Linked DNA regions of Mus musculus: region 1 is linked to region 2. The links are chromatin loops, found by intact Hi-C in ENCODE. Cell type or tissue: left cerebral cortex. All regions are shown on one strand. Links, peaks and the distances in the headings refer to the core of each region. The heading gives the core; the rest is flanking DNA.

Region 1 (2,913 bases), core at 147-2,646, 640 kb before region 2:
AGCTTCTGCTTCTCTCCCCAGTCTTCTCTGCATTTAACTTGGCCACCTTATATCAGTAAACCCAATGAGAAAACCAAACAAGCCTAAGTCTCTAAAGACTAGACGGGGTATTCGAAAAATGGGACTTTGCAGTGAGGGGTGTTTTACAGTGAAAATTCTACTGTAAAGAAGAATCTTTTAATACCCCCCCTTGGGATAGAGTGAGTAATTTATGCATAATGACAAGAAAACACATGTAATTACTCTGGGTAATATATGCTTCCTGTTCAGTTGTGTGTTTTAAAGGGATTAAGACACTTAGTTTTTTCAGTGGTAAATATCTGCTTCCTTGTTACCCCGAGGTCTCTGGAAGTTTGTTGTGACTGTGCCTGAGTTGAACTCACGCAGGACACACACAGTACTGAGGAAAGTAACCAGTGTAGATCTTTGGCCGAGAATGATGGGCAGAGGCCTGTGACAGTGGGAAGCCTTGTGCGGCTAGCCCTAGGAGTTGGGGGCTGGAGGACTAAGGGGGCTTCCAGTCCCTCTGGAGCCATCCTGAAGCTCTGTGTGTCTTTTTGTTGCTGTGTGCATTTCAAACTGAGCCTCACTATATGATCCAGCCGGGCCTAGAACCTAATTTGTTTTAGCACAGGCTAGCCTCAAACATGAGGTCCTTCTGCCTTGGCCTGCCTGTTGCTGAGACTGCAGGTATACATTACCCCTGACTGTGTGCCGATGGGGAAGCTATGTGGCACAGCATGGAGCAGAAACACGTAAGGGAAGGTTATTCAATTAGCATATTGATATCACCCATATCACATAGGATGAAATGAATTTCTGACATTTGTTTTTAATTAATAATTTCCACTTGTTTTTGGCCCAGGACTCCTATGTGTTTACTGCACATGGCTTTCCCCACCCCCCAATTAGAGGGTAGATTTCACCCTTTATCTTTGCAGGTAACAGATCCAAGACATTTTTATGTAAATGGACTAATTAATTGGTAGCCTTCATTTGAAGCTTAAAATAAAAGTAATCCTTTTGGAGAGGCATTAGCTATTTCTAAAGCCACAAACAATTCTCCCTTAAGCACCTTGTTACAATTAGAACTTAAGTTAACAGCAGCAGACATAATGGAAGGCGTTACCCCTTACCTAAGAACCTTGTTTTCCCAGAGTGATTAAAGAAATCCCTTCACTAAGGGACTGCAGAAACCTCCTCACTCACTTGCTAAAAAAAAAAAAAAAAAAAAAAAATCACATTTCCAGAAACGTAACGGCTCATATTGTCAAAACTCCAGACGACGTGACATGACGTAGCAAGTGAAGTCACCCAGAGCAGGCTGTAGCCACAGAGATGTGCAGGTCTCTGCAGCTGGGCTCCTCTGAGGGAGCTTAAGCCTCCTGCTCGCCAGCCCTACGATTTATGCAAATGAGAAAGCCTTGGCGGTCTCCACTTCCTGGCCAGGCCGGCATAATCCACTTCCTTCGGGTTCATGTGACCATGCAAATTTGAGCACTCCTGAATAGTCCCACAGGGGCTGTGCCTCTCATTATCCCTGCCCCATTCTCTGGGCAGTGCAAGCATTCAGAGTCTGAATGGACAAGGGCCTAATTACTCACCACGTCTGTCAGATCAGATGCAGCCGGAGAATGAAGAGAGCCCCAGACAAGCCCAGCCCTCTCTTTGCTGTGTTCTTCGTGGCCGGGGTCATCCAGCCCTGTCTTCTAGGGAATATTTTCCACTCAGTGTTTCGTGACCCTTCTGGAAACCAGGGACTCCAGCTTTTGGAGATCCATTACGGGGCCTTTCACATTGTGTGTGGCCTTTACGCATGTTAATTAATCTTCCTGAGGACGCACTGAGCATCAGGGAGCCCTTTATTCTCCCTGGGTTGCTGATGACCAATACAAATGGCAGAAAGTTTTGCTTACTGTTTCCTGACCCTGTGCCCTCTCTGTGCATGCTCCTTTGGTTCACCTCCCCCCCCCCCCGCCCCCATGTGTCTCCCTCTGCATGACAGACGGACTGCTCACATTACTCCGTCAGCAAAGGTGGAGGTCAGCAAAGGTGGAGGGTGTACCTACAGGAAACAAGGTTATGGCCAAGTTACCTTGTCCAGTGCTGACCCCTAAGAAAAGGATGGGCAGTAATGAGGAGAAAGATCCATGCCCACCGGGGACACACCACAGCAAGCCGAATGGGCACCAGCATGAGGCACTAGCCTGTTTTCTATGGGTCTTGCTGTTGGTGTCTTTGGGTTTGAGGGGGGATTCTAAGTCCCCATAACCCTGAACTACAAAGCACTGCAGGTTATCATTGGGAGCTTTTTTTTTTTCTGTTTTGTTCTAATTTGATTTTGCCTTTATCTGTTTCTTTTAAAAGATTTATTTATTGATTATATGTAAGTACACTGTAGCTGTCTTCAGACATTCCAGAAGAGGGAGTCAGATCTTGTTACGGATGGTTGTAAGCCACCATGTGGTTGCTGGGATTTGAACTCTGGACCTTCGGAAGAGCAGTCGGGTGCTCTTACCCACTGAGCCATCTCACCAGCCCCACCTTTATCGGTTTTTAATTTAAAATTCATAAAACTATATAAAATTAGTCATTTTATTTTTGTCATATTAGTTTCTTGTGTCTTCTGTTTGTTTTTTTCTTGTTTTATGGGTTTTTTGGGGGGTTGGGGGGTTAGTTTTTTTTTTTCTTTCTGAGAGAAAGAAGCAGAACATGACAGCACATGGATGAGAAGGTTGGGAGGACCTGGGAGGAGTGGAGTAAGGCGAAAGAAATGATCAAATTGCATTCTACGAAAAAAATATTAGATTTAATTAACAACTTGAACGTGAACAGTTCCGTATACTGGCAGTGTTAGACAACCATTACCTCTCTCTGGTTCCCTGGCCTCACAAGTGGCCCCTCTCCATACAA
Region 2 (2,913 bases), core at 206-2,705:
ACGACCTCTTACCTTCCTTTGACTGGCAATTAAACCCTAACATGAGTTTTGGCAGGGGCATTCCAGTCCCAAACCACAGCAGTTGTTCAGCACCTTGAACAAGTCTACCATATTTCAAACAGACTCACAGAGCCAGAGCGGCTGAACAAGACGCCCTTTGTCACTTGGATTTTTCCTCCAAGGTCTCATTAAGTTACTGTTTAAGATTATCAGCTTATCCGTTTAAAAAAATGAGTGTCCGTTAGGGCATCTGGGACTTTGGGGGCATGCACACAGTGGAACACATAAGCCTGTTGCCAAGGGACACAGAGGCTGCTCCAAGTCTGGCCTCAGCTCCCGACCCTCTCCCACTCCACCCCCTCCCACCCCAGCTCACATTGTCCCAAAGCATTTGTCCTTAATGGTCAATTCGAGAGTATTTCAGGGGAAATTTAATGCATATGGTTTTGATCCGTTTACACTTAACTCATCAAAACACTGGGTTTCCTCCCCCACCCCACCCCCCGTCCCCTGGGAGTTGGTTGCCGTTTGGGAAACATTTTCAGATGTGATAAAAGCTTTTTAAATGATCAGGAAAGAGCCTAGAACTGAGTCATAGAAACAAGGCAGGCTCAACTTAGAAGTAAGCTGAGGGCCAGGTTAGAGATGGAGACGGAAACCTCAGTAGGGTAGACGCAGTGTGGATGCCTTGAATGGGCCTCACACTTGCAGATGGACGACGGGGAGAGGAGATTTCTACTTCCACTCCCTTGAGTAAGGCTCCTCCCTAGGTCCAGCTGTATGGCTTGGGTCACCTGGTTCCTCTGAATTCACTGCTTGTCTGTGGTTGCTGCAGGGAGGGCGAGCTTGAATACAATGAGTGGCCATCTTTGATTTATATACACGAAACCAAAGACCAGAGATGGAAAAAACTTGCCCAGACTCACAGGCACTTCACATAGAGCCCCAATCCAGATCTCCTGAGACACATCCCTGTGCTGAGCTATAACCAACCTCTCTCTGCTTCACCTGCTCTCCAGAGTCACCAGGTTTGGGGACAAATGATAAGCGGATGCTTTCCTGTGGAGTGTGATGCTGAAGAGGTTTCAAATCTTCTCTGAGTTGGCTGAGCCACATGGCTAGGTTCAGACCTCAGCCCTGAGTCTGACAAGTCAGTTGATCTTGGGCAGGTCAGTAGTTACCACTGTAGAGGTCACTCAATGTAGCCATGGTTTCCCTCCCCCCCATCACTCCTCTTTTGGATAATTCTTGGCCAGTGTCCCTGTCCAATTGATTAGACAAACCTTCCTTCAGTGATCTAGAGCTGGCCGCTGGTCAGACCACGAATGCTCAGAGAGAGAAGTGAGGACTCACAGCCACTTCAACGACAGAGACAAGTTCTTTAGGCAGAAGGAAAAAGGAAGGGGTTGTCTGGTGAAAGTTGGTATTCAGAACCAAATACACGCTCTGAAGACCACCCTGAGACCCTAGTTACGACATCAAAAGCAGGTTTCAATCTTTATATTTAGCTCTAACAATGGGTATCTAAATCGAATTGTAATGATGCACACCAGGTATGGAGATAAACATTATTTGCATACTTTATTATTTATTTATTTATTTATTTATTTATTTATTTATTTATTTATTTATTTATTCATTCATCTATTTATTTAATCTTCATAACAACAGTCCCTCGGTGATATCATCGATGGGTAACTTGAGATTTAAGCGATAAAGGTTGCAGAAGCAGTTATGTAAACAGCGCCCTCTGGTGTTGGGAGGCTGCATAGCTGTACCTGAAACAGCTCTCATCTAGCCTATGATAAATTCACATAACCTATTTGCTCTTTAATTGCTTCCAATAACACACACAACATCTCAGAAAACAGACGCAGAGGCTCAGCTAGAAGGTGATGGAGGCTTCTAGAGTCCCAGTCATCACCCTACAAGACCCTTCGCAACAAAGTTTCATGAACTTGGCCTCCAGCGGCACATCCGAGATGCAGATTCCATGATGGAAGAGCTTTACTCTGTTTCCCTGGAGACTCTGGCTCAAAAGTTGCCAAATGAATGTTGATTTACAAGCGAGTAAGTGAGTAAGCTGTCCAGGATACACACCAAGAAGGGTTGCCTTGACAAAACTGCCTGTTAGGCTGTTAGATCCTGGTGTTGGAGGTTGGAAGAGCAGGGCTTCTGGCCTTGATGCCAGACAGTTGATGGAGCCCTCAGTGCCCAGACTGAGGCTCAAAGGCTGTGCTTCCTAATGCACCCCAGAGTTCCTTAGCTTTGTACAACAGCTGGCCAAAAGGCAGTTTCTTTAAAAAACTAAGTCAATCCAATGTAGGGTCCACATGGCCACTGAGTTGATGTTGTTGAGAGAGCTGGACTGTGGATATCCAGCCCTTCAAGCAGATGTTCTGGTTGGACCTCTTAATACTTCTTAATGCAGGGAAGACAGGTCAGGCCAAGGCAGCCCTGTGCCCTGCAGGCTGGCCCCCTGAGCACTGAGAAGATTCAGAAATGCTGCCATCTTGTGGCACCTCCAGGCCAGAGCAAGGTGGTCCCCAGCTCCATCCTTTAGCAAATCAAGCCCAGGTCTCTCTCTCTCTCTCTCTCTCTCTCTCTCTCTCTCTCTCTCTCTCTCTCTCTCTCTCTCTCTGTTCCTCTCCCATCTTTCCCCAGCTGGACATCAGCAGAGGAAAATTTGTGTGAACACAGTTTTGAATCTTTTACATTTATTTCCTGAAAAGAACACAAGAAAACCCTCTTTTAATTCTTAGGACTCTTCTGACAGCATGCTCTGTCAAAGTCTGCCAAGGAGAGGCTCTCACATCTAGGGCAACATCTTGGACCCAGCTCAGGAAAAAAGCAACAGAACCCAAACATGCCTACAGATCAGCCTGTCCTGATGAGGACTTGAGGCTCTAAGAA

What was found. Hi-C counts contacts between places; a loop is a spot of excess contacts. Peaks named below come from ENCODE experiments on the same cell type or tissue, not always from the same donor. Only the 100,000 strongest peaks of a DNase experiment are listed, where the experiment ranks them.
Region 1: it touches region 2 in a loop (2.0-fold over the local background); 2 of 42 quality-filtered maps call a loop at or near these places.

The regions. Positions count from the first base shown.
Region 1 is chr19:55,554,961-55,557,873 of GRCm38, forward strand. All of the region lies in intron 7 of Vti1a (vesicle transport through interaction with t-SNAREs 1A), which reads left to right. Among named protein-coding and RNA genes, the nearest start is that of Gm41871, 140 kb to the right of the region's middle. In left cerebral cortex, for the core only: no CTCF peak of the experiment used is centred there; a DNase peak (open chromatin) is centred at 1,496.
Region 2 is chr19:56,199,459-56,202,371 of GRCm38, forward strand. No RefSeq gene overlaps it. Among named protein-coding and RNA genes, the nearest start is that of Gm32028, 23 kb to the left of the region's middle. In left cerebral cortex, for the core only: CTCF peaks have their summits at 1,753 (motif pointing left) and 2,510 (motif pointing left); a DNase peak (open chromatin) is centred at 2,488.